2 separate regions of the Homo sapiens genome follow, and region 1 is linked to region 2. The links are chromatin contacts, found by Hi-C or POLR2A ChIA-PET in ENCODE. All regions are on one chromosome and are shown on one strand. Each heading gives the region's core, a stretch centred on a gene start or an enhancer-like site at or near the end of the contact. The rest is flanking DNA. Distances are from core to core; before and after follow the strand shown.

The links. Hi-C counts contacts between places; a loop is a spot of excess contacts on that map. ChIA-PET counts read pairs that join two places held with the same protein, here RNA polymerase II (POLR2A). Pooled maps may share reads with other maps.
Region 1: a map of B cell shows a loop between it and region 2 (4-fold over the local background). The contact joins two enhancer-like sites. A Hi-C loop is called at or near these places in 6 of 168 maps with a recorded cell type or tissue (B cell, CD4-positive, alpha-beta T cell, CD4-positive, alpha-beta memory T cell and 2 more), 6 of 37 single-sample maps with no recorded cell type and 12 of 50 pooled maps. POLR2A ChIA-PET finds 5 or more read pairs at or near these places in 2 of 52 experiments (PC-9 and activated T-cell).

The regions. Positions count from the first base shown.
Region 1 is chr2:106,102,964-106,109,050 of GRCh38, reverse strand. It overlaps UXS1 (UDP-glucuronate decarboxylase 1), which reads left to right. Exons shown (of 15, transcript NM_001253875.2): 11 at 4,214-4,257. Among named protein-coding and RNA genes, the nearest start is that of ECRG4, 40 kb to the right of the region's middle. Within about 2 kb of position 1,335, at least 4 of the 41 ENCODE cell types and tissues checked have a DNase peak (open chromatin) inside an H3K27ac peak, as active enhancers do.
Region 2 is chr2:105,368,039-105,374,747 of GRCh38, reverse strand. It overlaps FHL2 (four and a half LIM domains 2), which reads left to right. Exons shown (of 7, transcript NM_001318895.3): 4 at 1,015-1,189. It also overlaps a transcript of C2orf49 not described here. Among named protein-coding and RNA genes, the nearest start is that of FHL2, 28 kb to the left of the region's middle. RefSeq lists enhancers at 574-853, 4,337-4,836, 4,837-5,338. Within about 2 kb of position 4,812, at least 12 of the 41 ENCODE cell types and tissues checked have a DNase peak (open chromatin) inside an H3K27ac peak, as active enhancers do.

The sequences.
Region 1 (6,087 bases), core at 86-2,585, 740 kb before region 2:
CCAACCTAACAGGATTCTTGCTGACAACAGGCCAGGGTGGTCGGACACACTCTAGGGGATATGGGGGGTGAGGAATGTCAGATGTCGAGGGTGATCAGATATCGAGGGTAAGGGTTTCTTGTGAAACTGACTTAGCAGGGTTCTTGTCAAAACTACATTTTACAAGGAAGTGCACAAATGGGCCTAGGAGAAGGTACTCGAGGCTGAACGAAGTTTGGCCAAGCAAAGAATCTTTGTTACATCTTAAACACATAAAGCACAGCGGCTGGGGACATTGCTAAGTGATCATGAGAGCTCCTCGCTGCCCCTCACCCCCGGCCGGTCCTCTCCCCTGTTGGTTACTCCTTGATCATCATGCTGCTTTGACCTGCACACAGCCCTTCGTTCCCCGGCCCCCAGTAGCAGCCTTGACTCTTGCACGAATCTCCTGGCATCTCTCCTGTTCTGTGAAATGAAGCCAGAGGGACCGAATCTCACACTGTCTTCTGTTAGAAGAACAATGAGAAGGCTGAGGGAGCTCTGCTGCCATCAGCTGTCCACACCAGATCCCTGTGATACTCATGCCCTGGATTTTGCTGCACACTCAATTTGTGCCAAGTCCCTGCAGGCCTTATCTTGAAGTGGGGGAGATGGAAGGCCTCAGACCATGCTGGGAGGGCTGTACACAGGGTCTGCAGTTGCATTCTAGAGCCCAGGGAAGACAGATATTTTGGATGGGGCATAATTGCATAGCATCTTCTCTCTTGCACACACACCCCTTTCTTTTACTTTACATTTTCACATTAGCGCACACAGTGAATATTTCACACATGAATTACAAATCCTCATGTTGCAAAGTACTGTGTTAGTGAAATAGGTAGGCTAATTTAAACCAAAGTACAGATGATGGATGTGATATGCTATAGAAACTGAAATCCAGCAGGACTCTTAAGGACATGAGGAAGGAAGTATTCCAGGCTGCCACTGACATTGCATCTTAGCCTAATGCACACACTGGAGCATACAAACTTTCAGGACTGTGTCAGCAAGGTCTGTGGGGGTATGCAGTGGGCGTCCCACGGGATCCACGCCTTTCCACTGCAGCCCAGGCAGAACAGCCTCCTCTTGTACTAGGGACTATTTCCTTGAGGCCCAGTTGGGCCTCAGGTGGGACCTCAGAGGGAGTGCTGCTGAGCACCTTTTGTCACCGTACCTGAAGGCAGCATAGCTTACCCGGTGACCGTGGTGCCTGCAGATGAACCTTGTGTCGGTGCTGGCTGGGTGGGGAGCTGCCCCTGGCGAGTCACGCAGGGAAATGCACCCACAGTCGTAACTCTCCTTCCAGTGCACTTATGAATGAGTCAACGGTGGGAAATACCCAGCAGACTGCAGGTTATTTTGGGAGCCTTTTGGACTTCCCAGGCTGCAGCCCTTTGGGATTAAGTGATATTCAAGCTGCTGAATGTCTCCACCACAAGTCCCTTGTTTGGTTGAGCAGGTACCTGGCGTGGTTCTTCACATCCTGACCCTGGCAGCCTAGTTAACCCATCCCGGTCGGGGGGCTTACCCAGCATGTATTGCCCTGGATTGTGTTCCTCCAGGGCTTGGGGTCAGCATGTTTCGGTGGAATGGAAAGCTGCCACTGTGCTCTTCCATGGCTCCTCTCTGAGAGACGGTGTGTGAGTGGACACCGCTGCTCTGATGAGTGAGCCTGGGCTTTAGATCAGACTGAAGACTGGCCTCGGCTGGCTTGTTGAAGGCCACTGCCGCTCTGGACAAAGGTGGGCTTTCTGTGAATGTGGCTGGAATGCACTAGCAGACTGGTGAGCCCACCATCACAGTGGCCCTGACTGAGTGTGGTGGGAAGGTGCAAAACAAGCAGCAGAGGTGCATCTGTGCGCTCAGCTTTGAGAGCAGAGCCCCGGATGCAGACAGAGGCAATGGGCAGGACAGCAGCACAGCCCCAAACCCACCTGTGGAGGAGCCTGTGACGCGGGAGTTGCCTAAATCCGATACTCACTACAGTGAGGTTGGAGAATGGCCTGGTGCCAGCCTGAGAGCCACAGTTTGAAAAAAGAAAAAAAAATCTACAGGTAGTTCTGAAATTATGAACACAATAGGGCAGGAAAAAGAATTCTGAACTTGGAGTCAAGATAAATTTCACTCTGCTGAATGCAGGTCACTCCAGCGCTTTGACCTTCCATTACCTCATCTCCAAAATAAGGTTGTAAAAAACAAAAAGAGTTACACCTACGGCACTGGTGTAGAGGGGAGTTTCCAGGCTGAGGGAGCTGGCAGTGGGTGGACCTCCTGTCCTACCAACTCAGGCCCACTGCTTCCTACCTTCCTCACATGTATCAGAAGTATCAGCCAGGCCAGAGAATCAGGTTCAGGCAGAACTGTCAAGGAATTCCCCTCTGCTTCCAAGAGGCCCATGCCCATCCTTCCTCAATGTTCCTTTACTGAGATTTGTTGCAGCTGTAGTTTCTGTGTTGACAGGAATCCCCATTCCTCAGTATCCCCAGCCTTTTCTCAGTGTAAGGCCTTCCCCCCAAGAACAGAACCTACATAGATAGAACTGATACACCTGTGGAATTGGCATATAAATGTTTATTAAGAAAACAGAGATAGCCTTTGAACCTGCTTTTTAAATAAATAAATAAGGCTTTCAGGGGGTTTGATGCATGTGCTTTTTTTTTTTTTTTTTGAGACGGAGTTTCACTCTTGTTGCCCAGGCTGGAGTGCAATGGCACGATCTCGGCTCACTGCAACCTCCGCCTCCCAGGTTCAAGCAATTCTCCTGCCTCAGCCTCCCTAGTAGCTGGGATTACAGGCGCCCACCACCACACCCAGCTAATTTTGTAATTTTAGCAGAGACAGGGTTTCTCCATGTTGGTCAGGCTGGTGTCGAACTCCCGACCTCCGGTGATCTGCCCATCTCGGCCTCCCAAGGTGCTGGGATTACAGGCTTGAGCCACCGCGCCAGGCCATGCGTGTGCTTTTCTTCTCCACCTGATCCTTCCCCTTTTCCTTCTCAGAGCTGGAGCGGGGAGCTCTGGGAAAGCCAGGCTGAGTGTCTGGTGCTGAGGGGGCTGGTGCTGTTCACAGAGCTGCTGGCAGGGGCTCTTTTTTGCTGTCAGGCGGGAAGAGACCCCAGGGTTGTTATAATCAAGCTTGTTCCCAAAGGCAGTCCCTTCTTCCCAGCTGCCTGCTTTCCACCACAGGGAGGTACACAAGCAAACAAAACCCCCGAGGGCACTCTTGTTCCTGTGATGCCGCGCTTAGGAGATCTCCCCAAGCACCTCTGTTGCCGTCTCCGCCTCAGTGAGTGGCGTGATCCGTGGCGCTCCGCAGGTCATTCAGCAGATGCTCATCCCATGCTGGTATCGCACCTCACATCGTGCTGGGCTCCAGCAGGGCAAAGGGGGTTCGGACACCAGTCCTTCTGGGGAGTTCACAGTTGGGGGCAGTTGGCAAAGGGCTTTCCCTGGGCAATGAGCCAGAGAAGCTTCTCCAGGAGGTGGCATCAGAGCTTGTCCCTAAAGGATGAGTAGCACTCTGCCAGGTGGAAAGTAGACAAGACGGTCTCAGCTGGCAGAGCAAAGAACACAAGCCAAGCTATGGAAGTGTGGAGCAAATGTGCAGTGGAAACAAAGGGGAATGTGACCCTCCTCCTGCCACCTCCGCATCACTTTCAGAGTCTCCTGCATGCCTCTCCACCTTGGCCTTATATTAGAATCTCCTGGGGAGCTAGCTGTAACAATACCAGGAGATGCCGGCCTCATCCCAAACAGTCTGTGAACCAGCCTGGGCGGCATCCCCAGCTCTGCTGTTGGGCAGTCAGTGTGAGGAACCCCAGTTAAATGCATGTATTAATGTTTGTGTGTAGATCTGTCACCTAGCTGGACTCTGAGGTCACAGCCCCCCAGAGCCTCACATGATGCCTGACACATCGTAAGACTCCAGCAGAAGCGAATTCCTTCAGGCACTGTCTTTTGAGGGAAAACTTTACACAGCTATACCAGGTGCACACTTTAGGTATTGCTGCCACCATCTCACTGTCAAGGCATGGTCTCGAAGTAGAGTGCGGGATGTGGTGCTAGATGCTTTGAGTCAGCATCACTGCCCCCTGGGATCAGTTTCAAGGTCGGACTGTGTCCCCTGGAGTTTCAAGGACACCTACGCAGGACGGGTGTGGTTTTATCAGGAGGCCTAACTGTTGGTTTCCTTCCAGGTATACGGATCCGGGTCTCAGACAAGGGCGTTCCAGTACGTCAGGTAAGACTGTCCTGCCCTGCCCCAGCCTTAGCAGTGCTTTGGAGCAGGGGTCATGCCAACTTGACAGACAGTTCAGTGTCTTGTATATGTTAACCATTTCCACAACGCTAACACTATATATTGATTAAAAATTTTTAATTTTATGATGGGAAAACTTGCTGTTCTCTGTTTAAAAGTTAAAATTTGCATTCATCTCCATGACTATCGTGACTCATGTGCTAATCTTTTACTGCCACCTAGCGGTGTGTGGGTGAAGTTGCCCAGCTCTGAGGGTGACTTGGGTGATTTCAGCGCAGGTGGAGTTAAGAGATGGCCTTTTGCATCCAGCAGACCTGTGAATGCCAGAATCTGACCCATTGCAAACATGGCTCGCGGGGTGGAGGAGATAGTCCTTGTGGAGGGCACAAGGTAGATAGTGTTCTTATGTTGAATTTCACGCTGAAACTAAATGCAGATAAAAATATATTTTTTGAATAGATTCACGTGGTGATTTTTATTGCTTTCTTGGCAGCCCTTATAAACCCACTGTTCTGTTGTTCCATTCCGTTGGTGATTAATTTTAGAAGGCAGTGTGGATTCTCAGAGTAGTTAGGATAGAAGCAGTTGTGTATGCCAAAGTGCATCCACCAGTATGTGGCTATTGTAAATTCTGTGAAAGTTTCTGGTATCCTGAATTGTTGTAAAACCCAGTTCTATATTTTGAACCCACATATTTTCACTCTTCATTGCAAATACCCCAGTATGCCTGTCAATCAGGAAGTGTTATTCCTGCTGTCTTAGGGCCATCCCAGGGGCACTAGGGTGAGATGGTGGCTGTTGTGCAGGTCGGGGCAGCCCCCAAGTCCCACCTCAGCCAAAGCAACCACATAAAATTGTACCTACCCAGGACCCTTAGGTAGGGGTCCTGGGTAGGAGTCCCGTGGAGAAATGGAACTGGTAGTAAAATAAAATTTTAAAAAGAAATCAAAATAACCACTGTAGATTTTTGCTGAAAGTATTTGTGAATTTCCATTTACTCCAAAAGAAAGCTGTGAGTAAACATTTACACAGCCAGTAGTTTTTTCCTCCCCACCCATTAATATCTTGCCTCAAGGGGCAAAAGCCCAGAAGTGTACTATAACCAACTTTGTGGCCCAAATAGGCATGCATATTCTAAAAAGCGATTTAACAGGGAAATGGCAGCTGCCCCCGCTTTGGGACTGTGTTCATTTCAAAGCACTTAACGTAGGCACTATGTCCCTGGAGGAAACTATCATGGCACACTTCTGTATGGGGACCAAATTGTGGGCCTCCCTTGGATTGAGTACCGTCTTTCCATAGTGACGCGTTCTTATCCCATCCTCCTCCACTCACCCAGCTGTGCCCTTTTCTGAGGGAGTCTTGCTGTCCTCGGTTATGTGTGCCTGCCTCGGGCTGCCTCACCAGTGGCGCCCAGGCTTCTCCAGCCCCCACACCACATGGAATATCAATGAGATGTTGTGCGGTAAAAGGAAACCAGTCAGGACCCATTCTTCTTTCTGCTCTCATTATCTCAAGGGCATTGTGTGCAAAATTCATTTAAAATAGCCTCAGAGACTTTTCTTTTTGCTAGGACTAAAATATTTTGAGCATTCAGTGATGCCTGTGCTATGTGCTGTCCCAGCTCAGGACAAAATGCACCCTGGCCCGCTCTGATGGCCTGGTCACTGTCCTGTGCCTGCTTTGATGGTCGTGGCTCATGCTCCTAGCTGCCATCACATGCATCGTCCTCTCCCACACCACTTGACTACTTGAAAAGAGGGCATGAGCAGTTTCCCTAGACACATGGTTGTTAACCCTTTTAGAAAACCC
Region 2 (6,709 bases), core at 3,563-6,062:
TGGCACTTTAAAAATGCCGTATGTCATTTTTAAAAGGCAAATATGGAGGGTTCTCTTATTCCTCAGGCAAGATGAAGCCAAGTGTGGAGTCGAGTTTTCTGCGGGGCTCCTTTCTCTCCCTCATCTTTTACTCAAAAGCACACGTCTGTCTTCTCAGGGCCTCTCTCATGTGTGCTCAGTTTTTGTCTCACTTCTCCCACCCTCACGCCCCTCCACTCCCACATCCTTACCCGTCCCCCAGTCTGAGCACTTCACTCTCCTGTTGAAAAGCAGCTGTCCACTGCCTTCAGGATCAATGGAATCTCTACACAGACATAAAAGGCAAAAAGGCAGCCATATCTTCCAGTCCAGCCAGGCCGGGGGGCCCTCCCACCTCGCCCCTGGCCTGTGGTCCCTCCAATCTGACATGCCCCCCGTCCCCAGATCTTCTGTGTCTGTGCTCTTTCTCTGCCTGAAATTCCCTTCCTCCCCCAGCTCACGGCCACCCACAGAGGTAGCACCCACACACACAGTCTCTCCTGACCGTCTCCCACCAAACAGTCCTTGGGCCTCCTGTGAACATCCCGACACCCAGAGCCTCTCTGCCATGCCGGTGACCACAGTGATCTGAGTTGGGCAGGGCTCCCTCAGCCAAGGATGTCCTGCAGTCTGTTTCTCTGTCACCGGATGTGGTGTGAGACGAATTGATAGGTGTTCATGTTTTCTGTTTCTCTTTCTTGCAGGCAATACATAAGGGAAATCCCTTTGTTTTTTAGAAGCATCTCTCACACACAGACATGTGCATACATGCACATCTGTCTAACCTGTTGCTCTAAAATGCAGCAAGAGAAAAGCAGCCTAGTCTTAATTGATTTCAGCAGTTAGGTGGTCCTGGGGCATGAATGTGGGTGCGCCAGGGTGCCTCGGCCCAACTTCTTTCCTTGTTTGCCCTGCAGATTCGCAAGGGGCCCCTATGCTGTGGGTCCAAGCCCTCCTGTCCTGCCTCTGACTGTCTTGTGTGGTCTGGCCCCACAGGACTTGTCTTACAAGGACCGGCACTGGCATGAAGCCTGTTTCCACTGCTCGCAGTGCAGAAACTCACTGGTGGACAAGCCCTTTGCTGCCAAGGAGGACCAGCTGCTCTGTACAGACTGCTATTCCAACGAGTACTCATCCAAGTGCCAGGAATGCAAGAAGACCATCATGCCAGGTCAGGAGGCACTCCTTTCTCATGCGTGAGCCAGTCTAGCTTCAAGCCTTGTGCACGTTCCTCTGACCCCCTGTTCACATTGACTTGGTTCCAGACACTCGTGTTGACTTTCCAGTTTGACCTTGAACTGCAGAGGAGTATTTAGAGTACTTACGAAGCAGGGACATACAGGTTCTATCATGGGCAGTAACGGGATCTTTTTGCTGTGCACGTGGGGCAGTGTTATGCAGTCAAATTGTTAGAGTAAGAAAATGGTGGGTATCCCCCTTAAAAATACATCTCCTGCATCAGCCCCCACTCTCCCACCACCATAGATAGTTTCTCTTTTCTTCCCTTCTACCTGCTGAATTTGTACTCATTCAGTTATTTCACCAAGTGTGCATGGTGCCCTTGCGTGCCAGGCACTGGGCTCGAGCTGAGCATTCGTAGGGTGTGAGCCGAGGTGCACCTGGTCCTCTGCCCTTGTAGAGTTGGTGTTCTAGACGGACAGTCAAAAAGGGCACAGCCGCAACTGGGCCAGGTGCCGAGGATGGCAATAAAGGTGCCTTGTGTGTTGATGGGACTGTGTCCCTCATGGTTTTTTTGTGTGTGTATGTGGGGGGAGTTATTTGTTTTGTTTTGTTTTTTATGTAGGAGAGCAGAATCTTTTATTTTAAAAAGCAAAGTGGACAAAAATATGTGGAATTTCAAAATACAGAAAGAAGCTGGGTGCGGTGGCTTATACCTGTAATTCCAGTACTTTGGGAGGCTGAGGTGGGTGGATCACTTGAGGTCAGGAGTTTGAAATCGGCCTGGCCAATGTGGTTCAGTGGTGCAATCTTGACTCACTGCAACCTCTGCCTCCCAGGTTCAAGAGATTCTTCTGCCTTAGCCTCCTAAGTAGCTGAGACTACAGGCGTGCACCACCACACCTGGCTAATTTTTGTATTTTTAGTAGAGATGGGGTTTCATCATGTTGGTTTGCTTTGTTTTTGATAATAAAGAAATACTGAAGAGACTGACATATGGGAAATAGTTTAGAAATATATGTAGGATGCCAGGTGTGGTGGCTCACCCCTGTAATCCCAGCACTTTGCAAGGCTAAGGAGGGCGGATCACGAGGTCAGGAGTTTGAGACCAGCCAGGCTAACATGGTAAAACGCTGTCTCTACTAAAAATACAAAAAATTAGCCGGGCATAGTGGCGGGCGTCTGTAGTCCCAGCTACTCGGGAGGCTGAGGCAGGAGAATGGCCTGAACCCAGGAGATGGAGCTTGCAGTGAGCTGAGATCACGCCACTGCACTCCAGCCTGGGTGACAGAGTGAGACTCCGTCTCAAAAAAAAAAGAAAGTTATGTAGGATAAGGAATAATCATTTTTTAAAAAGGCAAGGAGGTAATCTGACCTTTGGTAAGATGGTTTCTTACTGCCACTACATTTCTCTGGTTAATATAACTTTAAAACAACTGTGACACACTATGACAGGGAAGAAAAATGCCCAGGCTGACACAGTCCCAGCCCTGTTGGCAGCTGTAAGGGAAAACAGCTGGAAGGGCTGCATGGTGACTTTAGATGGGGCAGCTCCAGGCAAGAAGGCCTCTTCTAAGATCATGTGGATCCTGCAGAGGCTGGAAACTCGGGCCCCAGTGCTGTGCGACAGTGCAAATGAGAATTGAAGCCCGTAGAAAGCCAGGCTGACCTGTGTCCTGCCCCACAGGGAGTCACTGCAGAGACACAACACTCAGTAACAATAAGAACCACGACATTAATTGAAAAACAAATTAAACCCTTACTAGTTTCCTGAACAAGGGCCCAAGGAAGCTTCCACTGGGGACTCTAGGGGCTGTTTAAAGACTTTAACTGTTAGCACCAACCATGACATAAAAAGTATGCATATTTCCCGGATTTTGAATTTTTCACCTGTCTTGACTTTCTGTGTTAGTCACGTTCTCCAGAGAAACAGAATCAATCAAGGAAATGTATACACATAGATACATACATAAGGAGAGAGAGAGAGAGAGAGAGAGAGAGAGATTTCAAGGGATTGGCTCATGAGATTGTGGAGGCGGTAAGTCTGGAATCTATAGAACAGGGCAGCAGGCTGGAGGCTCAGGGAAGAGATGATACTGCAGTTCCAAATGGGAGCATTTGAATTCCGTAGGGCGGCAGGCTGGAAACTCAGGCAGGGTGTGTCTATTGCAGTCTTGAGAAGAATTAGTTGCCCTTAGGGAAACCTTAGTCTTTGCCCCTAAGGCCCACTACCGATTAGATGAAGCCCGGCCCTGATACGTGGGTAACGTGCTGCACTCGAAGCTTGCTGACTTAGATGTTAGTCACATCTAAAAAACACCTTCACGGCAACAAGTAAACCTGTTTTTTGACCAAACAACTGGGTACCAGAGCCCAGCCACGCTGACACATAAAATTAACCATCACACCTTCCCTTTCTCATGGTGTTTACTGGGGAGGGAAAGAAAAGAAAAACATGATCAGATAAGAAGTAAAAACCTAATGTTCAGTGAGAGGTAACCCATACTGAATATCTGAGAATTAACTGGCCGGCAGCCTCTTCTACTAAGGAATGGGGGAAGCAAGAATTCAGGCTCTGTGGTAAGAAATGCTGTGTAGTAATAATAACAACACAGCTACAGCTTCCAGCCCCTGAGCACACACACAGGCGTCAGACCCTGCTGCTTTACAGAATCCCATTGAATCTTCGGTGTTCCCTGGGTTGGATGGCTTCATCCCCATTTTACAGGTGCCTCTGCCAGAAGAAACGGACTGGGCACCAAAGGCAGGGCGTCTAGAAGAATCCCGGTGTATGCAAAACAAACCAGCACCGACAAAACACTGAATCAAAGCACTTGCTTGCCTGGGTTTGATTTTTAAAAGTGTTAGAACCCATTCAAGATGAATATGGGTTTACAGCGTCAGTGCACAGCTTTTGCGGTGAATTTACATTTAGAGGACAAGTGAAAAACTCACCCACCAGCTCCACACCCCCCACACAAGTCAGTTTCCTGATGACCAATCAGGAAACTGGAATACCATCAGTAACCCCAGTGCTGGGGTTTACCGGCTCTCGCGCCCCTATTAGCAGACGTTGCTTACAGATGCACCACAGCCTCTGAGCAGACTCAAGTAGCGATTCTGTCTCCAACCCTGCAACCAAATTTCTGGCTCCTCATTTGACTTTTTTTTTTTTTGAGCCAGGATCTCGCTCTTTCGCTCAGGCGGGAGAGTAGTGGTACGATCACTGCTCACTGCAGCCTTGACCTCTCGGGCTCAAATGATCCTCCCACCTCAGCCTCCTACGTGTCTAGGACCTCAGGCACACACCACCACACCCGCCTAATTTTTTTTTTGGGGGGGTAGAGACAGGGACTCTCTATGTTGCCCAGGCTGGTCGCCAACTCCTGGGCTCAAGAGATCTCCCGCCTTAGCCTCCCAAAGTGCTGGGATTACAAGGCTGAGGCACCGCAGCCAGCCTCATTTGACTATTTGAATCAGATTAAGACATCCCTTCTTCAAGACTGCGCTTCCGCCTGCGGGAGACTTGGTTCAGAGTGTGCGATTCAGTTAGGAGAAGGAACGCTCCTGCCACCTGCCGGTATTGCTGCATATGACCATGCAGGCTTGCGGCCACTGCTGTCGCCATGCCTGAGGTGCACGCGCCATGTCCCTGAGGCTCCAGGTGCCCTGTGCATTCCCTGCACGTAGAGTTGCCCTCGAACTGGTGTTGATCTGATCAGACTTATTTCAGAACTCGACAAGAATGCCATGAGAGTCATAATTGCCCCATATTCATTGGCAAAATCCTTTGGCTTCTGGGCTGCTTGATCAGAATGAATGTCAGAGATCCAAAGAGCAAGTGACAAAAGTATGCATGGAGGTTGAAGAAAATCTTTGTGAATTCAAAGTCCTTCCACTATTTTTACTTGAATTTCAATTGCTTCATGTAATGTTTGTTTTAGGATTCATCACCCCACAATTGAATTCCATAGATTGTACAGCTTAGTTTTGAATTAAAAGATCGCTGCGTGTCACCATCCCAAATTCCCTCTCACACATTGCCCCCCAACACACACCCTGCTTATTTTATATAATCTCAAATGTCTGGTCTTGGAAGTACAGGAAGCTGAGAAAATGATCCTAAATAACAATCGTGATAATTCTCAGCACATTCCTAATTACTGGAGGACAGACATTTCATGACCAACTTTCTAGCCAGCTAAAATACAACCCCTAGCTTTGTCCTTGGGACCATAAGATTTTGGGGCTGAGAGCTATGGACTAGTCTATAGACTCCTATAAGCCACCTGTGTTACTGCAGCTGCTTCCACCTGGTCTGGAGCGGGGCAGTCCCTCTGTCGGCTTGATTCCCCATCATTCCCTGACCCCCAGTTGAAGTCACATGTATGTGACCCTCATGCCACAGTCCCCAGGGATTGGCAACATTTTTCCTTCAAAAATCAGATAAATATTTGGGGCTTTGTGGACCATACAGTCTCTGTCACAACTACTCAACTATTACAACTACACAACAACTGCACAACTGCACACAGCTGCACACTACTCGGCCGTCTAGCTTAAAAGCGGATGTAAACAATGGAAGTAAATTAATGGGCGTGGCTGTGTTCCAATAAAACTTCATTTGAAAAGCAGGCAGCAGTCTGGATTTGGTCTTACACAGTGGCCAGGCCCCTCAGCTAGTCCGGGCACTTACAACACTTTCCTCTTTCTTTGTCCCTGATACTTATTTCCCCAGATTGTTCTTTACCTTTGCTTTATATGAAGGGTACTTGTTTATACGCCTATCTGGAATCATCCGTTACTATAAATAGATACACTTCTTTCTGGCAAACAAAAATGAAAAAATGTCAGTCAACAGACACCGAGCACTTGCAGTGAGTCCAGCTTGGTGGTGGCAGGGGTGACCCATAAGTGTTTCAGTTCTCTAGAGCTCCTCAGTTCACTTGGAGAAATGGTAGAAATGTATCAAATGCTAATAGTTATTCAAAAGACAATGGATGGCGTAGGTTTAGGCAATTACTAAATGGGATGTACAAGTAACACATGAAGATTTCAGCCAGGCATGGTGGTGTGCACCTGTAGTTCCAGCTACTCAGGTTGAGGCAGGAGTTTCCCTGGAGCCCAGATGTTCAAGGCTGCAGTGAGCCAGGATCGCACCACTGCACTCCAGCCTGGGTGACAGAGTGAGACCCTGTCTCGAAAACAAAAAAAAACTACATGTAGGTTTTAATTATAGCACTTAGTACAGTGCATAAAACTACCTAGATACATCACAACTTGGTTCAACAGGCAGTATGTAAAGTGAGTGTTGTAGAGGCTGCTCACTGAATCAGGTTCGAGGTTCCAGGTTCATTCACACTCTAGCCATTTCCATCCTGCTGTGAACCAGACGGGGTGTTCATTATCAGGTGTGCAATAGGTGAATACAGTCCCTAGACTCCAAAAGTCATGCTCCATGGGAATTCATCGGAGCTATGCCACACTTCTCTTTATACTTTGCATTGCTGAG